Linked DNA regions of Homo sapiens: region 2 is linked to region 1. A link is a contact called in ENCODE Hi-C or POLR2A ChIA-PET data. All regions are on one chromosome and are shown on one strand. The core of a region is the stretch at or near the end of the contact, and the rest is flanking DNA. Distances in the headings are between cores, read along the strand shown. Region 1 has its middle 360 kb from the start of LINC00595. Region 2 overlaps LOC105378379 (a long non-coding RNA gene).

The links. A loop is a pair of places that touch in the nucleus more often than their neighbours do. ChIA-PET counts read pairs that join two places held with the same protein, here RNA polymerase II (POLR2A).
Region 2: a loop to region 1 is called in a map of IMR-90, with 4 times the contacts of the local background. The contact joins two enhancer-like sites. A Hi-C loop is called at or near these places in 1 of 168 maps with a recorded cell type or tissue (IMR-90) and 1 of 37 single-sample maps with no recorded cell type. POLR2A ChIA-PET finds 5 or more read pairs at or near these places in 1 of 52 experiments (SK-N-SH).

The regions. Positions count from the first base shown.
Region 1 is chr10:78,620,690-78,627,997 of GRCh38, forward strand. No RefSeq gene overlaps it. Among named protein-coding and RNA genes, the nearest start is that of LINC00595, 360 kb to the left of the region's middle. Within about 2 kb of position 3,127, at least 3 of the 41 ENCODE cell types and tissues checked have a DNase peak (open chromatin) inside an H3K27ac peak, as active enhancers do.
Region 2 is chr10:78,653,457-78,660,764 of GRCh38, forward strand. LOC105378379 (a long non-coding RNA gene) reads right to left here. Exons shown (of 5, transcript XR_946100.2): 3 at 6,492-6,576. Among named protein-coding and RNA genes, the nearest start is that of LINC00595, 390 kb to the left of the region's middle. Within about 2 kb of position 3,464, at least 4 of the 41 ENCODE cell types and tissues checked have a DNase peak (open chromatin) inside an H3K27ac peak, as active enhancers do.

The DNA.
Region 1 (7,308 bases), core at 1,877-4,376:
CTTTTGGCTGTTGTGACTAATGCTGCTATAAACATGGGGGGTACAAATAGATGTTCAAGTCCCTGCTTTCCTCTCTTTTGGCTGTATACCCAGAAGGGGCATTGCTGGGTCATAGGGGACTCTATGCTTTTGTTTTTGAGGGATCACTATACAGTTTTTAACAGCAGCTGCACTATTTTACATTCCCACCAGCAGTCCACAAGGGTCCCAGTTTCTCCACATCCTCACCAACACTTGTTATTTTCTGCTTGTTTCTTGTTGTTTTTAGTCGCCATTCAATGGGTGTGAAGGGGTATCTCACTGTGGTTTCAATTTGCACTTCCCTAATGATTCGTGATGTTGAGTATGTTTGTATGTTCTTATTGGCCATTGCTATATCTTCTTTGGAGAAATGCCTATTCAAGTCCTTTGCCCATTTTTTAGTGGACTTGGTTTTATTATTGCTGTGGTTTAGTTGTTACCCATGTCCTATTTCAACATCAGATGAACCACTCAACCATCTTCCCACTGGTAACAGAAATGTGTGAATGAGCATGTGTAGCAATGGGTAGAAAACAAGCATTTATGAAACACTTATTTAATCCTCACAATAATTTCATGAAGAGCTATGATGCTTATACATGGGAAAGCTGAGGTTCAAAGAGATTAAGCAGCTTGCCTAAGGTCACGCAGCTGGTACGCAGGAGAAAGGTGTTTGGATCTTAGCCCTCACCATAGCCTATCTCTAAGATGATGCCACTCTGTCTCCCAGGCTGCCTCTCTGAAGAAGCCCAGGCTCCTAAAACAGAGCAGGAGGACAGCCACAGCAATGTCGAATCCATTATTGTAATCTGCACCAAAGAGACATCCCTAGGTGAATGATGTCACCAGAAGGTTCGGACCAAGGCCCACCATTAATCTCATGGTTACAAACAATATAGGAAGATTATGCTGGCCTCCAGCCCAGTTAAGTGGACATTTGGATTTTTTCCAAAGCAAATGTGGATACTGTAAATACAGGTCAGCTGGTTTGCAGGAAATCAGCATCTAGACGAAGACGTGTCTAGCAAGAATTTCCAAAAGTCCTACTGCAAAGAGCCTGGGTCACAGGGTGGCCGCTTGGAGTACGTCTGTCACTTATAAACTGCTGTTTTTCATGCATTCACTTGTAACATACTTGCTGAGGGACTCCTGGGTGCCTGGCTGTTTGCTGGGCTTGGGTTCAGGTGTGAATCCTGGAGGTAGAGAGGGGCAGGGAATTATGATCCTGGCAACCTTCTCTTCTCCAGAACAGTCCACCTTCAAACAGAAAATTGACATGCAGAGAGGTGGGATCCTTACCTGCAGTCACACAGCAAGTGGAAAAGCTGGGAAGACATCCCAAGTCGCTATTAAGTCACTTGACTGCCCTACATCCCAATATTGTTGTTGTTTAAACTACTGAATTTTCTAAATTGCTTCCCTTTCTCGGAAAGGGTACAGCAATCCTTTGCCACAATGTATGTCCTAATTTTGGTTTCTAGACATAAAGTAAATGTAGATATGACTCTATTTATTTCCCTGGGGAGCACATAGTTAGAGGTTAACCCTTCTTCCCAGGGAAAATTAGAGAACAACACAAGAAGGTAATAAATGTGAGTGCTCATGGCATGGTTTGATTAAGTATCTCATGAGTGGGACAGACAATGAGTCCTTTTAATCGACTTCTGCTCAGGGTCTAGGAGAAGGATTGTCCTCTTTCATTAACGCAAACCCACAAGGGCTGCAACTTCACTCCAGGCACTTTACAGGGACTGGATCAAGTGGTCCTGGAAGGGGGCCCCAAGTTTCCCCTTCTCCTTGGGGGTGGGTGTTGCCATACCAGGCTGGTTCTAGGGGTGCTGCTCTCCTGATAGAATTGGCCAGGGATAGATTTCATATTTCCTTGTTGATACCCTTAGCAGAGTTGAGATAGGATTCACTTGCTTAAACACCAAGGGAATAGGGGAGTAAACATAGAAAGATCTAGAAGTAGTGTTTCAGGCCAGGGGCTTTGCCCACCATTGCTGGCTCACCCCTAGATCTCTGCCCAAACTTCATGCCAGAAGAGTTGGTTGCTGACCCAGGGCTCCCAGACTAGGATTTGGGAATCCTGGCTTTGGGGCTTTGGGGCTTCTCCTGGACTAGGATTTGGGAACCCTGGCTTTGGGGCTTCTTCTTGGTAAGAGATGTCATTTGGCCACTCTATGCAGATGATAAATTCCTCGTTTCTTTAGCATAGAAACTAAATCTTAATCAAGTATACAGCAAGTATAAATGCTTGGGAAATCTTAGGGAAGGAAAGAAGGAAGGAAGTAAGCAAGGAAGGAAGGAAGGGATGGAGAAAGGGAGGGGGGAAGAGAGGAAAGTGTATCAGTGCATTCTCACTTTTCTATAAAGAAATGCCTGAGACTGGGTACTTTATAAGGAAAAGAGGTTTAATTGGCTCATGACTCCACAGGCCGTACAGAAAGCATGATGCTGGCATATGCTCAGCTTCTTGAGGAAAAGCCTCAGGAAACTTACAATCACGGTAGAAGGCAAAGAAAAAGCAGGCACCTCTTACATGGTGGTAGCAGGAGCAAGCTAGAGAGAGAGAACAGGGATGTGTCCCACACTTTTAAACAACCAGATCTCAATATCAAGAGAATAGCACCAAGGGGATGGTACTAAACCAGTCATGAGAAATCCTTCTCCATGATCCAATCATCTCCCATCAGGCCCCATGCACAACACTGGAGATTATGATTCGACATGAGATTTGGGTGGGGACACAGATCCAAACCATATCCGAAGTAAAGGGGGAACAAAATAAAGAAAAAAAGAAGGAAAGGAAATAAGAAAGGTAGGTAGTGAGAGAGAGAGGAAGGAAGGGATAAACACAGAGGAAAAGAAAAAAGAAGGAAAGAAAGAAGGAAGGAAGCAAAAAAGAAAGGGAGGAAGAAATAAGGAAGGACAAATAGAAAACTTTCTTTTTAACAAAAGCCATGAGATTCATCTGGTTTTTCTGCATTTGTTGGGAGTGGCAGATATTTTTGTCAGTAAAGCCTGGTATATATAACTGGTAGTCACTTAATGTTTGCTGAGAGAATGGATGACTGTTATGGAGATTTCTGATTTGTTTACTTAAGGGGAGTTCTCCTTATGGAATCATAATGGCCACGATTAGTAAGATCAAGAGGAATATGCAGACTAAGGCTTTGATTTTAAATCACAAGGAAATACACAAGCACATGATAAAATTTTCATATTAGCAGGCCAGTTTGAACTCAACGTAGCCAAGCTATTCTCAATGCCACCTGTGTTTAGTGTGACTTCGAGGTCACAGCCAGTCCAAGATCATTTCTCTGAGTCAAGCTCTTATATCACCAGTGAAAGGGCTCTTGTCTGAACGCAGCTCATGACTCACCTCTTAACTTTCAAACTGAGAGCATGAAAATTCTCAAATGAGCTAGAGGAGGTTATCTAGGGATAGTCAGAGAGAGGGAAGAAAAGGAGTGCCTATCTAGTTGCTGATGGAAACAGACTGATTAATCCAGATACAAAAAAGACATTTCCTTAAACATTTCTGAATTCAGAATTGTTTGCTATCAATTAAAATGTTGAGATGATCTCTTTTTTTCTAAGTGGTGGCTTCACCCTCTCCTGAACCATTTCCCTTCCAGAAAATCAAGACCTTCTACCACATTCACTCCGCCTCCCAGTTCATGATTCAGAAAATGAAGTTTGAAAAAGCACCTAAAAATGGAAGAGGAGTGAGGAGCTCTGCAGGGTGAGGCCCAACATCTCGCCACATTAACCCTGCGAACTCAGCCCCAGTAAACGAGGCTGGGAGCCATTAATGCCTAATGATGTTGCATTGTCTTCCAATAACAAACCATCTCACCAGTTGGTTTTATAGAGGACCAGCTGTTGTTAATTGGGGAAGATGAGCATGAAATGGCAGCTTTCACACCTGACCAAGAGAGAGCTGCAGCATCAGGGGGCAGGCTGAGCCTCTCCTGCATGCAGGGGGGCTGCTTAGATCTGCCTTGGTGAAGGGGAGATGCAGACAGTACCCTGGGGTTCCCGCTCCTCTCACATCCTTAGGGGGCAGAAAGAATAGGAGAGCTCAAGTTCCTTTAGCATCTCACCATCTCCTTCCCAAGCCCAGTGACATCCCACATACCATGCTGTGGCATCTTTGTGTACCTGTGGGAGTCCCTCTAGCAAAGTGAGGGGCAACTCAAAGCTAGGGGCCCAACATTGCACCCCGAGAGCCTGGCCCAGAATCTGACATAGTCCAGACTCTGCAGAGGAGGCATGGCCAGGTTCTTTACCACTGACCCTAGTCTCTGCTCCCTGGACACAGGTGACTGGCCCAGGAATAGACAGCAGTTTATAGGCTACCAACAACCAGTGACATGAGGGCCTGGCTCTCACATAGGAGCTGGGTCGATCACATTTTCTCCCTTGGCATTTCATCAAAGAGACACAAAAAGAGATGGTCACCTAGCAGTAGGCTCAAATCAAAGGGAGTAGGGACCACATCTGTGATATAGAGAGGTTAGGGCAGCCATGGAAGGAGTCAGGATTAAGCCAGCTGGTCCATAGGGACAGGAAACTGGTGTGCACACTTGAGAAGGGACAGAGGTGTCAGAGGGAGACTTCAAGAAAGTTCCCGATCAGGATATGATTTAAAGCATGTTGGATCTGGGAGCCACAGACTGCCTCAGTGGGGTCACATCCTTGGTCTTCCAGGAGCGCTCACTTTGCCGTATGATAAATCCACCAAAGGAGTCAGCCCCTGTTCTTTGTATTCCAGAGCTCCGTGTCTAGAAAAATTGCTCCAAAGAGCCATCCCTCAAGATTGGCAAAGAGACATAGGCACTGTCTGGTGAAAGGCAGGTCCTGAGGTTTTGCCATGAAAGCCGAAGGAGCTGGGAACTCTCACGTGTGGAATAGCAATGGTGTGCACGTAAACTTGGAGTCACGGGTGGTCTTCCTAACACACCTGGAAGCATGTTAGTTACATTATCCCCATTTCTCAGATGGGAAACTGAGGCTCTGTAATGTCGAGCATCCTGCTCATCTTCAGTGAATGGCAGACTTGAAGCAAGTCCGTGTGACTCCCCTCCAGTTCTCTTTTGATAGCACTGCACTGTTGCTGCTGGCATTTGAGAACCACTGCAGGCTCTCTGCTGGCGCGCAGAGCCAGGGAGCTCAGTCAAGCGGCCTTGACTCCTGCAGACTGAGAAAAGGACAGGCCTCGCTCCTCACCTGTTTGCCTTTATTCTCAGCATTGCTGCGAAAGACGGGAATGCGGAACATTAAAACATGTACTGTAAATAAACCAAATTAAAGTAAAATTGACTCATTTAGCAACCAGCCTCCGATCTTGCATTAGAAGCAATTGAAGAGATTTCACAGATTTTAGTAACCAGATAAGATTATTATATAAACAGACTTCTGCATTGAATGATGAGCCATATCTTGAGGAGAATATTTGAAATCAATAGCAATACAGGCTGAGAATTAAGTAATGTGGTTAAGCACTTTTGAATGATGCCATTTTTAAGAGCTGATTAGAAATAAATATGCCAATTGCAGCAGAGCTGATAGCTGGAATCAAGTGATGATTAATCAATTTGGGCCTGAGAGCCAGGGAGGCCATCTTGGGGAGAATGTTGCCAGCCCTGCACTCCAGCTTGCTGGAAAGGGGTTGAGAATGCTCTGGGGCCTGATGCAGCAGGCTCGGGGCTGTACAGAGGCCAATGGTGGCCCCGAGAAGGTCTGAGAAAGATGTTAGAGTCCTCGTGCAGAAGCCTAGCTCTGCCCACCTGGTGCTGGCCACCACGGTGTTTGGGAAGGTGCCTGAGAGCCGGCACAGGATTAGCTGTAAGCTGCTTAAGCTGCTCACGCAGGGTGAGCCTGCAGCAGAGAGGAAGTTATGGTTGGGGACACTGGTGACCCTGGGATTGCGTTTCGAATGCCCAATTACCACTCGACTGGAAAATGATTGGTCTTTTGGCGGCCCTGTAATCATCTCTCACCTGGACAATTGCACCAGCTTCCTGATGGGTCCCCACATGAACCGTGAGCCTGGCGGATGCATTCCACACATAGTCACCATGGTGATCTTTCTAAAGCATTGCTCAGATCTTGTCACTCACCTTGTAGAAACCCAGTGCTGCCTCCCCTGCACCTTAGGTCAATTCCAGATACCTTAGCTTAGGGTTCAAGGCCCCCTCATGGCCCAGTCATCTCTAGTTGCCTCATTTTTTCCTTTCTCCCATTCCTGCCCTATGATCGCGTCAAACAGAAGGTTTTATCAGTGCCCAGGAATCCCCTGTTCTTTGAGTGTTGTCTCTGCTCCTGCTGGGCCCTGCCTACTTCCCTGTCTACAGAAGCCCCAGCCCCTCTCCCACCTAATTCAAAGGCCACCTCCTTGGGAAAGCCCACTTTGACTGTTCCTTTCCCCAACCCAAACATAAGCACAACTAGCTGGTCTCTCTTTGTTACAATCCTTTTCCTGTTTCATATCACTATCATTCATTATGTCTTTTTATTCTATAAGTACTGATTGGCACTTTTGCAGTGCTACTCACTCTGGCCTAACCCTAGAGATACAGGGAGAGAACACAGACATGGCCCCTCCCCTCCTGGAGCTCAGTATTTCACTCAGGCATTTAATGCTTTGTGCAACTGTCTCAACTCTGGGGGGCAAGACATTCTTATTTAATTCTCCTGGCACAAGTGAATGAATGAATGAATGAATGAATGAATGTGAGATAACACAAATGAATAAGAGGCAAAGGTGGATCAGTGGATGGAGGCTGCAATAAAGCAAATTTTTGCTTGGTGGAAGAAGCTGGGGTTTTGCCCAGCACTGCATAAACTGCCTTCCATGGGGTCGAGCTCTCAGGAACTTGAGGCATCCATGCGGAGGAAAACCATCTGTCAAAGAGAGGCCCGAAAAGACAGAATTGGCTGGGGATTGAAGTTGCAGGGCTGGGGGCTCTAGCCTCAGCCCTATCACTGACTCACTATGTGAATTCAGGTAGACCTTAGCAAGAGCATATCCTCTCTTTGAGCCTCAGCTTCCCTGTCTGTAAAATGAAGACATTGGACTATAAGTGGTAGAAGAAAATGGGATACTTCTTCTTGAATGTTGGTGACCTTCAAACAACCTCTTCAACAGCGCACCATAAATAAGGTTCTATATGTCATGTTAGACACAGAGAAAAATTTTAACAGGTATGAGATGATGGAAGAAAAGTTAAGTGCAAGATTTTATAACAGGAGTCTGATAAATGCCAGAGACACTTGTGT
Region 2 (7,308 bases), core at 2,214-4,713, 33 kb after region 1:
GTTGAAGCCCTAACCCCCAGTGTGGCTGTATTTGGAGACGGAGGCTCTAAGGAAGTAAATAAAATTAATTGAGGCCATAAAGTTGGGGCTCTGATCCCATAGGATTAGTGTCCTTGTAAGAAGAGGCACCAGAGAGTGCTCCCTACCCCACACCCCAAACTGAGCATGCACTGAGGAAAGTGAGAAGGTGACTCTCTGCAAGTCAGGAAGAGAGCCTCACCAGACACCGAACTGGCTGGAACCTTGTTCTTGGACTACCAGCTTCCAGATGTGAGAAAATTAACCCCCGTTGTTTAACTCATCCAGTCTGTGGTATTTTGTTATAGCAGCCTGAGCTGACTAATACCAATAGCCATGATGTGACACAGGGGGAAGGAACAAAGTAGCACTGAACTCAGAGGAGTGGAGATATCTGCTGCCTCAGGGAGCCAGAACCAACTTGCAGGTGTTTAGGTGAACTTGATAGTAGGAGAACATTCCAGCTATTGGAAGTGTCCTGGGCTAGCTGGTAGCATGAAAACTCACAGCTTTCACTTGTCTGGAGGATCTGGCATGTGTGATGCAGAAGCATGCAGGACACACTGAGGTCATGTTGTGAAGGGCTTTGAAAGTCAAGATGAAGACTCTGGGCTTCCTTGAGGAGGCATGAGGGCACATTGGTGGTTTTAAACAAGCAGAGTTTCATTTAGCACTATTCCTTGGGCTGAGTAACCTGGAGGTCCCTGGAAAGGCTCAACCCTAGAAGTGATTGCAGCAACGCAGGTGAGGATGCAGTGTAGGGCAACAGAGGTGGCATGTGGCAAGAGAGATCCAGGAGGTCAGATCAACTACATTTGGCAACTTTTGGATTTGGACCAGAGAAAGGTGGAAAATAAATGTTAATAATAAGAGAGTTGAAAACAAGGTAAGCTCATAAAATCAACTTGCTGACTTGTCAATTTGTAGATCACTTACTCCTAGAGTAGTCCACGTGAAACTTAGGCTGAATGGTCGGCACCAGGCAAAGACTTCACTTCCTTCTGTTATGCCTGGCTGTTGTCCAGTCTGGAACCTGAGTGATGAGGCTACTAAAAGTGAGCATGCAACCAGGAGTAGAATGAGCTCTAGGGCAAGGGTGATGTTTTCCTTCTTGATTATTTCAGCCTGAAGTGGGACCAAGCAGTTGAAAAGTACCACTGCCTCTCAGAGAGATGGAAGCCAAGAGAGTGGATCTGGAAGTCCAAGTGCTTAGAGGAACACTCTTGTGATGGAGACAGAAAAAGACAGCAGAAGATCTGGGAACAGCCTGCATTTAGAATGTTAGAGAAGGAAGGAGAAACATAAGAGGAGACTAAAGTCTTTAGAATAATTGGGCTACAAACCAGGATAATGTTCAGGGACCATTGGAGGAAGGACCCAATGGAGGAGGGAATTTCAGGAAAGAATCATGGTCAGTTGTGCCAATGACTGCAAATTATAGGAAATGAGGAAAGGAAAAATATTACATTTATGATGAGACTCAGCAGCCCCATTCCTGGAGAAGAGAATAAACAGCTCTCTGTACTGGACAGCTGAATTCTCCCCTTGCTGAGGAAGAGGTTCGAACAGACAAGCCCCCAGGGCCCCTTGGCTGAGCCCACACACTTTGGTCTCTCATACTCTGATGGGACTTTTTTCTTACCTGGATTGCAATGAAAGGTGTGCACAGGAGGTACAGTGAGCAAATCCGTACTCAGAGAAAATGCTAGAGTTGTCGCAGCCCATTTCAAAGACCTTGAGTGTTCACTGCATTGCCTCCCAAACTTTAACATGCATAGGGAGAATCCAGTTTATGATTTAGGGGATCTGGGGCAAGGTCTGAGAATCCTCATGCCTCGCAAGCTTCCAGCAGCTGCTGCTATACCTGCTCACTCAACTGCACTTGAAATCACAAAAGTCTAGAGCACAGCAACTAACTGGTGGTCCTGGCACCACTTGCTTCATCCAAATGTGTTTCTTTGACCAGCATAATCTTCTAAAAAATTAGATTTACTTGAAAACATCTAAAAATGTGCAGATTTCACGTTTTAATAATTCCAAATTCTGTCTTCTCTTGAAACCCTCAGGAGATGTGGCCATCCTGCCCTTACATGCTGGAACACAGCAAGTGCTGGAGCTGACCTGTGGCTGCCCATTTTAGACAGTTTCAATGCCCTCCAGCCTGCCCAAGTCCTCATGCCCAGGCCCACTGCACACCCCCATTGACACTGTCTCCTGGCCCATGCAACCCCAGAGTTTTCCACTTCTCATCTAGAGCCAGCCCCTCACTCAACAGAGGAGAAATGAACCCTAGAGAGGGCATGGGATGAGCGGGTGCTGCCACTGTTAAAAGCAGCACTGTGTTTCTGCACCCCAGGGTTTGTGCTCAGTAACTGTTTACTGAATGACCAAATACCCTTTTCCATTATTGTGCTAGGGTCAACAGCTGATGCTGGTGTCCACCCACGGTGCCCCCCTACCCTGGCCACAGCACACCCCCCTTTATCGATCTCCTTGATTAATAAACAGTCCATGTCAGAGAACAGGAGCCTAAATCACACATCTCTTTGTGCCTTTCTCCAGATTTCTTCTTTTGTTTCTTGGGGAGAGGCTGAGGCAAGTCAACTCACAAAAATGTGCTTCCACTGAATGGGATCCTGGAGTTTATCTAATAGGCAGGTTGGGAAAAATGAAAACGCTAATTACTTCAGGGAAAGATGGAAAATGAGTCAGCTGATTGGGCCACCAGGCAGCCAGTAGGAGCTGATTTTTTTTTTTTTTAAAGAGGATAATGACTTATTCTAGGGGATTTCAGTTGTGCACACACAACAAAAATAATTCCAAGTGTCTGCTAGCAAAATCCCACGCTGCCGAACATCGCGTTTGAAAATTAATGTGACAAGCTGGAGGCCTATTTGCCCCAAGATCAGAAGACAATGAAAGCTTCCTCCCCAGGAAGTTTCTCAGGGTAGAACCAGAAATCCGGAACTGGAGAACCCAGAGGGCAACGCCCCACCGGAGCCAGTGGACGGGAATCAGCTGGGACGCCATGCTGCCCTCCTTTGTCTGGGTGATCAGGCCCAGCCTCCCGAGTTACTGATGATCCATATGGAAGCTGGTGGGGCTGCACATTAATTGCCTTGTTCAACCCATCATTAAAATGATACGTCTCGCCTTCGGGAGCTGTGCTGGCTGGCGGCGAGTTGGGCACACCTCCTGGGTAGAGAGGTCTCCCAACAGGGCCCTACACACGCTTCTTTCTGAAGAGTTGCACGGTGATTTGGGGTTCATGCTGGTGCCATTGGACTCTAGGAACCAAGGACCCCAGGGCCCTTGCTCCCACTCTCCTTTCTAGCGGGCAATGGAATTAATGAACCCCGGGCAGCCCTGGATGCAGGGCACACTCGGTCCTTTACAGCTCTTTGTCTGCAGCCAGGCTCTTGTCTTTCAGAGCTGGCTGCCGCCCCGTCTCTGGAGCTGATGCAGCAGCCAGATAATGAACAGTATATCAGCGGAGGCGGCGGAGGGGGGCGACGGGGAGAGAGGCGAGCGCCCGAGCGAGTTGGACTGACTTATTATTCCTTCACTCTCAAACAAAACAAAATCATTGGCCTGCCAGGGTCATTAAGGACCCCGGGGTTGTCATAGAAACGACCTTTGGGGCCTGGTGGTTGTTAATGCATGAGTGACTGCCTGCATTGTGTGTGTGGGGAGAGGTCAGAGTTTTGTTGGTGGCTTAAGAAAGAAAGAAAGAGAGTGAGGAAGAAAGAGAGCCAGCACAAAGCCCAGGATTGGGCGGCTGACATTCAGAAGGAAGGTTGTCCGCCGTGGCATTGATTAGCTGTCTGGGATGGTGAAAGTCCTGTGCCCGGCACATAGTAGGTGCTCAGTAAATGTCTGCAAAGGTGAATGGACACGTTTCTCTGGTTAAAAATGCCCTCCTATGCCCACTCTGAATTCCACCTCCCCGTAACCCGGAAGCCACTCTGCCAATGCTCTCCCTGAGAGTGCTTAGACAGGTAATGCTCCATCATTGTTCCAGCCGAGAGTAACAAACTCACAAGTTTCAGGAGGCACTTCTATGCCTTCAACTTGGACAGGACAATTTTCATGGTTCCCAGGGACCCAGGAGGAACTCGTTGGGGTGGGTGGGCAGGGGCTTTTACAGAGGAGAAATATAGGACAACAGGGCCTCCTCTGTCAGCCTTGGATTTACAGATGCGCCTTCAACCCACTTTCTAACCAGGGCACTCTGTCCCCTGCCAGGAGACACTGAGCACCACCCGTGAGACGGAGCTCCCCCTACTGGCTGGTGTTCAGAGAGCTCAATCTCCAGGGGTTGACTCTCTCCAGCTTGTCGGGTTTCAGAACCAGCCCTGCTACTAACTCTCTGTGTGTCCTCTTGCAAGTCCTCCTTCCTCAGTTTCCTCACCTGGAACATTAGACATGGTCCAGATGACATCTACAGCCCATCCCAAGCCTTCTGTTCTGATGCCTCTGGGTGGGGGTGGGGGGTGGGGGGGGTGTCTTTTCTGAATTTAGGATTTTACTTTCCAGGTTGGAAGAAAACATTCTAGCCACCTTTTGGGGGTGATTATAGAACCATTTGATCTCTGAGATGTCTAAACCTGGTTGCCTTCTCTGGTGTCACCATAGAAGTGAGGAGGCCCGGGCCTTTCAAGATCCTCTAACACTGTACTGCTTATGTTAACTGTAACACCATGTCCCCTGATAGCCTCTTGAAGTCTCCTTGTCACATTTGGAGGCCAATCCCAGGACCTGCCCACTGGAGACACACTCACTTAGCATTTACTACTAGAGTAGCTTCTTCTTAAAAATAGTTTCAGGAATCTGTCTGAAACCTTACCTGGCAGATTCTCAGATCTTTGCTCAAGCAAACCAGACTATCACTCACAGAATCCCTTCTTCAGCTCATGGACCCCAGAACACAATGGCTGCAAAACCCAGGTCTCTGATGTGGGCCCAGAACGAACAAACACCTCATCTCAGTGAATCGCAAATGCCTGCATTGCACATCTGTGCTCTTTTGCAAGGACTTTGCTGGGATTCGTGATGAGCACACCTATTACAGAATCTGGAGTGAGAGTGCCCAGTACAGCGGGGGTGGGGGGGTCCCTTGTGGGCAAAGGACCATCACATTCATCTACAGCACTGAGCCTGGTTCCTGCCCTGGAGTAGCAATAAGATATTGGAGTGAATGTTTGGTTCCAGTCTTTCATTTAATTCTTATAAAAAGGCAAGCAGCTACATCCCCCACAGAGCAGATGAGGTATCAGACAGGAGGAAGTGTGACTTGTCCAAGGTCACAGGAGGAGCAACTTTAGAAGCCGGACCCACAAGCTCCAGTCTGTTATGGCTCCGCCCACAGTGCTGCCGAAGCTGTCACCTGCGTGAGTACCAGAGAGTAAGAAGCGAAGAATCTTGTTATTTATGCTCATGTTGCATAAAATGTTATGCTCAGATAGAGTCAGTTTACCTTTGTTTTTGTTTTTAAAATCTGCACAACTGATTTGCATAACTGTCAGGGCCATGGCCTGGCACCTGTTCCCCTGTGTGTACAACAGAAAGGAGACTTTTGCCTACAGTCGAGCATGTTTTACTTCCTTTCTCATTAGTTGCAGAAAGAGAGAGGACTGTGCCCAGCTTGGACTCCAGTTCAAATCCCACTAAAACATGCTGAATCCTCTGTTTGGCATAAAACACGCTGAATCCTCTGTTTGGCATAAAACACCCAACTCAGATTGTTGACATATATTCTCTTTTCAACAAACTGCATCTTCTCAAATAAGTGAGAAGACAAAAATCCATCGAGTTTCCTGGTTTCCAGAGGTAAGAGAATTCAAGAGCAAACACTTCAGCATGCTGGAGCTTAAGTTTCCAAGAAAAGAAATGAGGAGTTGCTGATTTGGAGAAAAGGCCCCAGGCTAGACATGACTAGCTTACCTGGGGTTGCAATTGCTTCTAGCTCATGTGGTAACCTTTCACAAGTCACTTCCCCTTGTAGAGTCTATTTCTACTTTTCTAAAACATAAGGGAGCCCAAACTTTGAAATGTTGTAATTCTGAAGCTTAGGTTCCTATAAAGGATGATAAACTCCAGAGTATTTGTATTTAATGAAGTTTAACACCAGGTTATAAAATAGAGCTTCCTGGGAGAATGAGCCATCATCTAAACCAGCAGAATTGAACAGAGTGTTTTACTTTGCATTAATATGTTCCCTTAGGGACAAGGACAAAACCCAACATTGTAAAAAATGTCTTGAATATTTGCATATTGCATATAGAATATTTGCATGCAGTATTTATGTAAAGCATGATGCTTATTTTTCAGGGTGGGAAGGGGGAAATCTAGTAACTTGCTCAGTATCAGGTGCTTTTCATACAGCATTGAATCTTCAGCAACCCAAAGATGCATGGTATTCATTGAACCTCTAGAGAAACTGAAGGCCAGAGTAGGGACTTACCCATAGTTACCTGGTAAAATGCAGGGATATCCTTATTCCTTTACAGCACTTTTCTCTCCTACAACTTAACAACATTCACAGTGTAAGAGATATGCCTGGAATAATGTAAAAGAAATGAATTTAGCTCAGTGGGTTTTTATTCATATTCCTCTCTAGGTGGAAGTTTAGACAAGGTGGCCTCTAAGATCCATTTCACCTTTTTCTTTTTTTTTTTCTTTTTTTGAGATGGAGTCTCGTTCTGTCACCCAGGCTGGAATGCAGTGGCACGATCTTGGCTCACTGCAACCTCCGCCTCCCGGGTTCAAGCGATTATCCTGCCTCAGCCTCCCTGAGTAGCTGGGATTGCAGGTGTGTACCTCCATGCCCAGCCAATTTTTGTATTTTTAGTGGAGATGGGGTTTCAGCCTGTTGGCCAGGCTGGTCTCGAACTCCTGACCTCGTGATCCACCTGCCTCAGCCTCCCAAAGTGCTGGGATTACAGGCGTGAGCCACCATGCCTGGCCCAATCCATTTGACTTTTAAACCCTAACTTTCAGTTACTCATTTAAACAGTATTTACCAAGATGAATTCTGAAACATAACACACCCAAGAAATATTCCAGGGAAAGCATGTTTTGTGGTCAAATATGTTTGGAAAATATTGCAAGTTGTATCCTCAATTAGAGACTTACAGTGCACATTACAAAATATCAAAGGCTCTGATAAGGCCTACAACAAAAGCTTGCATAACTGTTTGATCCATTTGCCAAAATTATTGCATTCTGAACCCACATAACACTTATGAACATTTAATGAAATGACTTTGCTATTTAACACACTTGGAAAGC